Regions from separate parts of the Homo sapiens genome. Here region 2 is linked to region 1. A link is an interaction called in ENCODE POLR2A ChIA-PET data of the cell type or tissue named here. Cell type or tissue: Panc1. All regions are shown on one strand. Each heading gives the region's core, and the rest is flanking DNA. Links, peaks and the distances in the headings are about the cores only. Region 1 has its middle 290 kb from the start of GNAI1. Region 2 has its middle 240 kb from the start of GNAI1.

Region 1 (5,395 bases), core at 165-5,164:
TCACTTATCTGCCTTTTATTTCTTTCATGGTTAATTGGAGATAACTAATAGATGTGTTTATTCCTCCCCGTGTAAATCTTTCCATGCATCCATCATGAAGTACATGAAAAATTGCATCTGTTTTGATTTCAAGATTGTTGATTTTCAGTTTAGAAAACTCAAACTCAAAAAAAATGAATTTCCTAATATTATACTTTATTTTTGGAGTTATCAAAAAATGATTAGAAAAAATAGCAGAAATATCAAGCATACATTATTGCTATATATTAATCTGTATGGTAACTACACTTTATGTATAGGGTTCTGACTAGCCTTTATTACCCATAAGTTTGTTTCAAATAATTTTTCCCAGTAATCTGGAAATATTGACAATTTAAAATCATTGCTATTTTCATGTTTGCATGAAAAACTAACACAAAAAATAATTTGACTAAAATGAAAATTTCAAATAAGTCCACTGGCTGATGAAAATAAAGCAAAAAAATTACAATAGATTCCTCATCTTGTACAGTAGTTGGCTTCAGACATGTGTACAAAGTAAACTCTATGTATGCTATGAGGAGATGAAATCACCTTAGAAATTAGTTTTTATGATCAGTCTTAAAGATATTTCAGACCATACTAGAATATGATCTAATTGTTCTTTCAGTTGTTTACAGAAAAATAAAACCACAGAATTATTCCTGTTACCTGGGTTGAAGATCCTAATAACTAAATAATTTGAAGACCTAATAACTAAATAATTTGGATAAGGTAGAGTAATTTCAAATAAGTAGTACATGACGTTTTAATGTCTGGCTTCTCTATAAAGCATAAATAGATTTTAGATGCCTTATGTCTGTGTATTCCAGCTGACCAAAACAATATTAAGAATGCATCTTTATAAATGGGTGCTAATTGATAATGGAAATAATTTAGTAATGGACTATATAGGATGTTAATAATGAAGCCATATGTTTATGTCTGGATTTAGAAATTTTAAACAATCATTTACTATGTTATTTTTCCTTACCTTGAAGAACATAAACTGTTGTTTCAGTTCTACAAATCAGCAAGATATTATTTATGGCAAGAAATATTCCGTTGAAATGTTGTGCTATAAGATGGGAAAATGTAAATATTTTTCATGGTTTTTATCAATGTGAAAAAAACTTAATCCTGAAAAAAAAATCAGAAAAATTGTAATTAATTTTTTTCTAAAAGTTATAAAAATAATGCATTGTTAGTAAGATAAGATTTACTATTAAAAGTCTCCATGTTTATCACATTTATTTATTAAGATATCCATGACAAAAAAAAGACGACACACAAATTTTATTTGTCCATTTATTTTTCATTTTAAATTTGATGTTCATGACCTTTATCAACTGTAACCTCATCCATCTGAAAGGGAAGATCGTATAATGTTGAAAAATGAAAAGTCATTAAAAGTTTTTCATACTGTGCAGAATAGGACTAATTTTGACTTTTTTTTTTTTTTTTTTTTTTGAGACAGAGTCTCGCTCTGTCGCCCAGGCTGGAGTGCAGTGGCGCGATCTCGGCTCAGTGCAAGCTCCAAATTTTGGCTAATTTTTTTATAATTCTTCACTTAAGATTAATTCTTTTCTGTTAAAAAACTAATTTTGAATAAAAAAAGAGTTATTATTTTCAGTACAGTTCATAAGGCTTAATATTCTTTTTTTTTTTTTTTTTTTTTTTTTTTTTTGAGACGGAGTCTCTGTCGCCCGGGCTGGCGTGCAGTGGCGTGATCTCGGCTCATTCTTTTGGGGGAAAAATACTAACTAGTAAATGAGGAAACATTACCGTATGCATATACTTCTAATAGAACACAGCACATTGTATGTAATGGGTTATTCTTCCTCTTATCTTCTTACTCAGTCCTTGCTGAGAATAGGACAAAAGCTCTTTTCGTCTTTGTAGTTCCAAAGCCTAGTATAATGCCCGAAACAAAACAGTCTTGAGTTCAATACAATGCCAAGAACATAGTAAGTTCTTCTTCGTGTCCCTACTTAAATATTGATGTGGACAGCAGATAGGGAAATACTGCGTAGAAGAGGGCAGTTCCCCAGCAAAGGCCACACCCTAAAACCTGGAAACCCATGACCCTGTGCGAGAACAGGCATTTTTGTTTTTGTACCCAAATTGTTGCCTTTTGGCCCACCAGTACCCCCTATCCTGTAACCATTTAAATCCCGAACCCCAGGCTCCAGGAGACGAGCAGATAGATAAACGGCAGAATTGGGTGGCTGAGAAGGAGAGAAGAGAAGGAGCATCCAAATGGAGAGAGGAGTTAGGCTGGGATGATCGGAGAGGAGATGGGCTGCTGGGTGGCCTGACCCCAGGGGAAGATCACCTTCCTCCTCCATCCCTCTTCCAGCTCTGCATCCATCCCACTGAGAGCCACCTTCACCACTCAGTAAAACCCCCACATTCACTCTTCATGTCCATGTGTGACCTGATTCTTCCTGGACACCAGACAAGGACCCAGGGACCAAGAAGGCACTGAGCTGGTTAACATTTAGGCCATCTGCGGACAGCAGAGCTAAAAGAGCACTGTAACACTGGGGCTTCAGGAGTCACAGGCATCCACCCCAAGATGCTGCCATAGAACCAGAGCCCAGAAGGGCTCGCCCTGGCTCATGGGCAGGCCCATCTGCGTGCTCTCTTTCCCATAAGGGGTTTGAGTGGTGGTAGAGGAACAGAGAGCCACACTCCTGTTGCATGCCCTGCGCGGGGGCACCAGGGAACTCTCCCGTTTCAATATCACCTTACTGAAACAGACTTTTTTGATCAATCTGATCAATAAAATAGGAATTCCTCCCAATTCTAAGTATGTTCTTCTTCCTTAGTGTGTTTTTGGTTTTTTTTCTATGTTGTTTCATTTTGCTTTTTGTTTTTGGCATGCTTTAGCATTCATTACCATCTGATATGCTATACATATTGTTTCTCTATGTTTATTGTTCAGGATGCTATAACAAAATGACGTAAACTGGGTGGTTTATAACAACAGAAAGTCATTTCTCAAAATTCTGGAGTCAGGTAAGTCTCAGATCAAGGTGTCAACAGATTCAGTGTCTGGTGAGAGCTCACTTCCTGGTTCATATACAGTCCTCTTCTCACTGTGTTCTCACATGGCAGAAGGGGCAAAGCAGCTCTTGAAACTCTTTTATAAGGGCACTAACTCATCCCAATCATAGGGGCTCTACTTCCCTGACCTAATTACCTCCCAAGGGCTCCCCTCTAATACCATCACCTTGGGTGTTAGAATTTAAACAGGAATTTGAGGGAACACAAACATTCAGACCATAACATTTATGTCTAGTTTCCTCAAGATTTACAATAATGTATGACACTTAATAGAGGCTCAATAAATAGTTGTGGAATTAATGAAGAAATGAATGAAGAAATAAGCAAAAGGAAATCCAACTAATTTAAGAAACAATGTCATGTGAAAGATCTTTATGTGGCTTCTAATTTGTTTCTGATATTATAAGTTTTTGATATTCTTTCCTCCCCCTACTGCCCCCCAGTCCTGATGTTTTCCTTATGTTGAAGTTCTTCACAGCCTCCACTCAAGAAAATCCTGTTGCAATTTCTAAAAGAGACTAAAATAAAAGTAGCTATTACTTCCTTCATGATATCAAACAACTAATTTAGTCACTACAAAACTCGTTATAAACTATTACAAAATTTTAAGAGTATATCATGGTTTTGCAAGTTACAAATATATGCTAGTTTTGCCATACTTGAAACCACCACTGTCCGTTGAACATTCTGCAATGATAGATATGTTTATATCCATGCTGTCCCACATGGCAGACACTAGACCCATGTAGCTATTGAGCTCTTGAAATAAGATAACTAGGTTTAAATTTTATTTAACTTTAATTTAAATTAAATGGCCACATGGGAATAGTGTCTATCACATTGAACAAACATAGTTCTAAACAATTATTTTCCTTTTCCATATTCAGAAATTGTAAAAGAAATAATGCAACAAAAATAATGAAATGTACAGTTATGTGGTAGGTTTAACAATGACAATACTTTGTAATAAAATTGTTATAGAAAAATATCAATTTCTTGCAAATTATGAGGAGTTTTGTTTATCTTGTTTTATTAAAATATAGAATAAGATAGATAAATTTATAATAGCTGAAACGTTTATCTGAAGGGTAGAATAATTCTATAATACGTATACTTTATTACAGCAAGTTCTATTGATCCATTCTCTAAGATTTAGGATCAGAATACAAAAATAAATATGTGGCTCTACTACAGTATTTTTTAAAATTATTTGCTAACAGTATAAGATATCATGGATAAGCAAATGTCTTTGTTCTTTGACATTGTTATGATTCCTTTTCTCCTTTGATTTTTAGTTGCACCTTGATTTAAGATGAAATCAGCATTGATCTGGCATGCTTCAGAGAGACTAAAAGTTACTTTATATTTAATAGTTGGTTTTATTTGTGGTTGAAAAGATGTTTTATGAACTTTTTAAAATCGATTGAGTAGAGTGATTCTGGAATGACAGTGTTTGGGGGATATTTGCATTATTTTGTGGGGTATATGAAAACAGATATTGTAAAGAATAGATTGGCTTGACTCTTTTTAGTAATAAAAACTAAAACAATCACCAAAAGTAAAAACAGAAACAAAGAAACTATAACCTACAAGACTTTGATTCCTTAAAATGAATGGAAAATAGAAAGTAGAAACTTGCTTTCTGACTTGTACTCTGCTGAATCTAGCTCATTCGATAAATCCATTACAAGCAGGTGGTTCAAATTCCTAAATCAGAAAGACTGAGGTTTTTCAAAACTTCCCCTACACTGTCTTTCTTTTTATCCAGCCTAATTCTGGAACCTAATAAAAGGAAAATAACAACGTGATATTTAAAAAATTAAGGAGAAAAGACTGTAAGACTTGTAAATTGCAACAGATGTAAAAATATTTCTAGAAAATATTTTGTAATCAAAGAAATATTGTTTTGGCAACTATACAAATATAATAAACAGGTTAAGAGAAAAATAATATTTAAAAATTGGTCTTTTCTATAGATATCAACAATAATGTACTAGAAATGCACTGGAAAATAGCAATAACTACAAAACACAATCCTATCAAGAAATTTTAAATGTCTACTGAAGATCAAACACAGTAATTGAAAGATTATGTTCTTAAATAGAAAGCCTCAATATAAAAATAGAGGTCAATTATCTTTGTATTAAACTATAAAACCATGTAATTCTATTCAAAAATGTAATAAGATTTACATGTATATGTGTGTGTGCATATATATACATGGTTTAAAACTACATCTCAAGTTGTTTATTCCAACGCTCTTGTGGAAAATTAATTTGTAAGAATAGCTAAAGAGATTTCAGAAAAG
Region 2 (5,395 bases), core at 182-5,181, 52 kb after region 1:
CAGGTTCAGATTTAAGAAGAGGTAAACGCAGGTAAATTATACAAGGATGTAAATACAGTCATGCTCTGCATTACAACTTTTCGGTCAATGATAGACCGCATATACAACAGTGGTCACAAAAGATTATAATACCGCATTTTTTACTTTACCTTTTTATGTTTAGACATGTTTAGATACACAAATATTTACCATTGTGTTACAATTGCCGACAGTATTTAGCACAGTAACATGCTGTACAGGTTTGTAGCCCTAGAAGCATAGGCCTATACCATATAGCCTAGGTGTGTGGTAGGCTATATCATCTATGTTTGTGTAACTACACACTACAATGTGCTCACAATGAAAAAATCACCTAGTGACACATTCTTCAGAATGTACCCCTATTGTTGAGCAATGCATAACTATAAAGCAACATAACAGATTACCATGTACCCCAGCACTATACACACAGATGGTACTATCAGAATAGTTCTTGTATGAATGAACTATAGAACATTTAAGTCATCTAATTTCAGTGTTTTATTACCTTGATGTTTAAGTTTTTCCTGGTGGTTAACTAAAATTTTCCCTTATTCAATTTGAGCATATTTTTCCAAATTGAAATTGCTATAGCTTAGCTAATAAATGGCCAACATCATCTTAATAAGGTATGCTTTTGTTTAAAGACAAGTGTTAGAGAATCATTTTCTCCCTATCTGAAAAACAAACTCATTTTACTGCCATGTGGAAAATAAGAAAGACAGTTAAATACTTGGCAAAGAGATATAATGACTTGTCCCTATGAGAATTTTGTGTTGATTTTTTTGAAAACAAACACAAGATGCCTAGAGTGTTTTCAGGATGCTTCTTAAGAAAGAGCCATGCACAGGAACAATTTCATTTCCTGATGGGATGGAAATGATGAAATAGTTCTGATCTGCCCTAGGTATTTGAGATTTATTTCTCCAGAAAGGGGAAAAAAGGTAAATGTGCTTTCTTATAGACTGACTGTTATCATTGTTGTTGTCATTAAAGCTGTTTCTATTTATAAACAAAGTTCATAATAGGTGAGTAGAATTTTTAAATTAGAAAACAAATTTATAGAATTATAAACCCATATTATGGTTTTGCAAAATCAGAACATCCTCTGATTCCCTCCTTTCCATGTTCATCTCACCATAGATCTGGTAAAAGATTCCTAAACTTTATGTTTTAACTGACAATTAGTCTTGGATGAAACAAAAAGCGAGATGGTAAATTAGCAAAATTCTTAACAGATAGTCCAGTGCCGTGCTGGAGTTAGCTTGCACCACTCTGTGAAAGCTGTTTGTGATCATCTCTTCCCAATCTGCATTTTAAAAAGTCATGTTGATAAGCACAATTAACCATCATAAGAATATTTACACCATGGCTTTTTTCTCTTTTTTTCCCTGTATTTATTTATTTGAAGAATCAGTTGTTAAATATTTACATTTACATCACTGATTCTAAGTCAGCTAGACTAACAGAACAAAAAGCAGGAAGTCAGGAACAGGCATTGGACAATGATTGACAGTCAGAGCCAACATTTCAGCTGAGACCTGAATGACAATTTGGAGAAGGCCATATACTCTAGTAGAAGAGTATTTCTGACAGCGGGTTAAATGTGGAAAATCCATAAGCCAGGAACAATTCTGGCATATTTGAATAACAGAAGCAGAGAGGAGGAATGGAATATGTTTATCAAGAGGACTGCATTACAAGAAAAGATTGGAAATGTAGACAGAAGCAAAATTATGTACACATTTACCAGAGAGTAAGGATTGGATTTTAAGAATATGTGCAATAGAGAAGACTTGGGATACTTTAAGCTGAGGACTGATACGAACATATTTATTTATGAAGAACAATCTGGCTTCTCTGTGTCAAATGAGTTGAGGCTAGGCATGGGAAGAATAAAGTGAAAGAAAGTACACCAGTTACAAAATTATTGTATTACCTTAGAGGAGAAATAAGAGTAGTTTAGACCCAGTTGGTGGCATGGATATGGAGAAAACCAAAAAGATTTGCTTGTAGTTTGGAGGTTGTTTCTCTAGAATTTGATGATGGATTTGATGTGAGGAATAAAGAAAAACTCCCAAGCGTTCAGCCTACGTTTTTCATTGAATTGTGATACTGTTTACACAAGTGCAACAGTAGTGTTTTTATAATGGCAAACACTAAGAGAAAAAAATATTAAAGATGTAGAAAAATGTCCTATTTTGAATATTCTATACTTGAGTTTTCTATTGCATACATAAAGAGAGATGTCAAGTATTGGTTGAATATGTGAGTACTGTGTCTCAAAGGAGAGTTCAAGGCTATTGACATAATTTGGAAACTTATCAGCACATACATATTTAAAAGCCCACAACTATTGGAATTATATCATGTTAAGGGAAGAAAGAGAAAATCATCCAGAGCAGATGCTTATAACACTCCAATATCTAGAAGTGAGGCAGAGAAGCCCATAAGGGAAAGTGAGATGTGGAACTAGAGATAAAAGAAAAAATAAAAGCATTCATTGTCACTGAAGCCAAGCAGAGAAAAGACTTATACAAAAAAATAATCAATATCACTTGATGCTACTGAGAATTCATAGATATGAGACCTGAGAAGTGGAGTGTGGGCTGCAGACAGGTGGCTGACTGGCAAAGGGAATTAAGGAATTGGACACAGGTTGAGGAGTCAACTCAATGTAGATATTTTTCTACGAAGGAGAGCAGAGAAATGGAACATATGGGATCAAGAGAAGAATTATCTTCAAAATAGGAGCTGCTGGCTCAAACTGATATATTAATGGGAATGAAATGATAGAGGGAAGATTCTCTTGATGATAAAAGGGAATACCCTGTTTTAGTATTCACTGTGAGTTCAGCCTCAACTACATTGCTGGTCAGTATATCCTCGTCATGCATTATCCAATTTCATTTATGAAAATGTAGCCTCGGCCTACAGGTTTTACTAGCCCAGTTTTATAAATGCAAAAATTAAATCTGAGAGTTATTAAAAAATTTATTTTTTAACACACACATAGTCATTCTTAAAATATTACTTAATTTATGTTATATTCTAAGTAAGATGTTTAGCAATTAGTGATCTCAGAATGAATATTGTACAAAAAGAAATGAATCTAGCAATTTAACACTAGGTCAGTCTATTGCCAAACTTTATGATTTTTTTCCTGATACCATACTCTAAAGCATTCATCCCAGTTTGGTTGAGACAATTTGAATTATAGCCTACTGGTCCAACATAATTATTAATAGCACCTCATTTTACCTTTAAGTGTTTTGGGTTAGCAATGAATCTTATAGTCATTATATTAAAAAATCTAAATTGGGTGTACCCATTGACCGTCTCTTGTTTACATATTACTGTATCTCATTGATGTTATTTCTAACTCATCAACATTAGCAATTCATTTATTAAAAACATGTCATTTTCCAAATTTGTAATATTCACCAGTAGCAAAACATTTATTAAATAGATTCTATAATATAATCACTAAACTATTCTTCACAGAATTAGAAAAACAATCCTAAAATTTGTATGGAAAAACAAAAGACCCTGAGTAGACAAAACAATCTTGAGCAAAAATAACAAAGCGGGGGAGGCATCACACTAGCTGACTTCAAAATATACTCTAAAACTACAACAGTCAAAACAGTATGATATTGGCATTTAAAAACAAAACAAAACATATAGACCAATAAAACAGCATAGAGAACTCAGAAATAAATTCATACATTTACAGCTAATTTATTTTTGACAAAGGTGCCAAGAACACATAATGAGGAAAAAAGAGTCTCTTCAATAGTGTGGGAAAACTGGATATCCACATGCAGAAATTAGACCCTTATCTCACACCATATACTAAACTCAATTCACAATGGATTGAAGATTTAAACAGAATACCTGAAACAGTAAAAAAAAAAAAAAAATATGGAAAATCTCCATGACATTGGTCAGAGCAATGATTTTTTGGACATGACCACAAAAGCACAGGCAACAAAAGCAAAAAATAGACAAATAGGATTACATCAAGCTAAAAAAGCCTCTGCATAGCAAAATAACAATCAACAAAGGGAAGAGACTACATAATGTGAAAAAATTTTGCACACCATATATCTAATAAGAAGTTAATATCCAAAACATATAAGAAATTTAAACAACTCAATAGCCAAGAGAACAAAAAACAGTCTAAAATTTGGCAAAGAAGACATATAAAGGACCAAAGGTATATGAAAAAATGCTCAACATCACTAAGCATCAGGGAACATCAGATCAAAACCACAATGAAGGCCAGGAGTGGTGGCTCACGCCTATAATCCCAGCACTTTGGGAGGTGGAGGTGGGCAGATCATTAGGTCAGAAGATCAAGACCACCCTGGCTAACATGGTGAAACCCCGTCTCTACTAAAAATACAAAAAATTAGCTGGGCGTGGTGGCGGGCGCCTGTAGTCCCAGCTACTCTGGAGGCTGAGGCAGGAGAATGGTGTGAATCCGGGAGGTGGAGCTTTCAGTGAGCCGAGATCGCGCCACTGCACTCCAGCCTGGGCAACAGAGCAAGACTCTGTCTCAAAAAACAACAACAACAACAACAAAAACACAATGAGATGTCACCTCATACTTACTAGAATGACTACTATAAAAAAGATGAAAGATAACAAGTGTTGGAGAGGATGTGGAGAAAAGGGAACCCTTGTACACTGCCATTGGCAATATAAATTCATACAGGCATACCTCATTTTATTGCACTTTACCTTTCTGTGCTCCACAGATATTGCAATTTTTTTACAAATTGAAGACTGTGGCAACCCTGAATAAAGCAGGTCTATTGCTGCCATTTTTTCCAGTAGTATGTGCTCACTTGGTGTCTCTGTGTCAGATTTTGCTAATTCTCACAATATTTCAAACTTTTTATTATGATGATATCTGTTATGGTGATCTGTGATCAGTGAGTGATCTTTATGTTACTATTATAATTGTTTTGGAGTACTAAAAACCACACCCATATGAGGCAGTGAATTCAATCAATAAATGCTGTATGTGTTCTGTCTTCCCCAGTGATTGCTCTTCCTTGTCTTTCTATCTTCAGGCCTCCCTGTTCCCTGAGATACAAAAATATTGAAATTGGGCCAATTAATAACCCTACAATGGCTTCTAAGTATTCGACTGAAAGAAAGAGTCACACATCTCTCACTTTAAGTCAAAAGCTAGAAATGTTTAAGCTTAGTGAGAAAGGCTTCTCAAAAGCTGGACCTCTTGTGCCAAACAATTAGCCAAGTTGTGACAGCAAAGGAAAACTTATTGAAAGAAATTATAAGTACTGCTCTAGTAGACACACACATGATAAGAAACAAAGCAGCCTTATTGCTGATATGGAGAAAGTTT

The links. Peaks named below come from ENCODE experiments on the same cell type or tissue, not always from the same donor. Only the 100,000 strongest peaks of a DNase experiment are listed, where the experiment ranks them.
Region 2: POLR2A ChIA-PET joins it to region 1 with 7 read pairs; 2 of 35 experiments call an interaction of 5 or more read pairs at or near these places.

Annotation. Positions count from the first base shown.
Region 1 is chr7:79,844,875-79,850,269 of GRCh38, forward strand. No RefSeq gene overlaps it. Among named protein-coding and RNA genes, the nearest start is that of GNAI1, 290 kb to the right of the region's middle. In Panc1, for the core only: no CTCF peak of the experiment used is centred there; no DNase peak of the experiment used is centred there.
Region 2 is chr7:79,896,546-79,901,940 of GRCh38, forward strand. No RefSeq gene overlaps it. Among named protein-coding and RNA genes, the nearest start is that of GNAI1, 240 kb to the right of the region's middle. In Panc1, for the core only: no CTCF peak of the experiment used is centred there; no DNase peak of the experiment used is centred there; H3K27ac peaks cover 217 bases.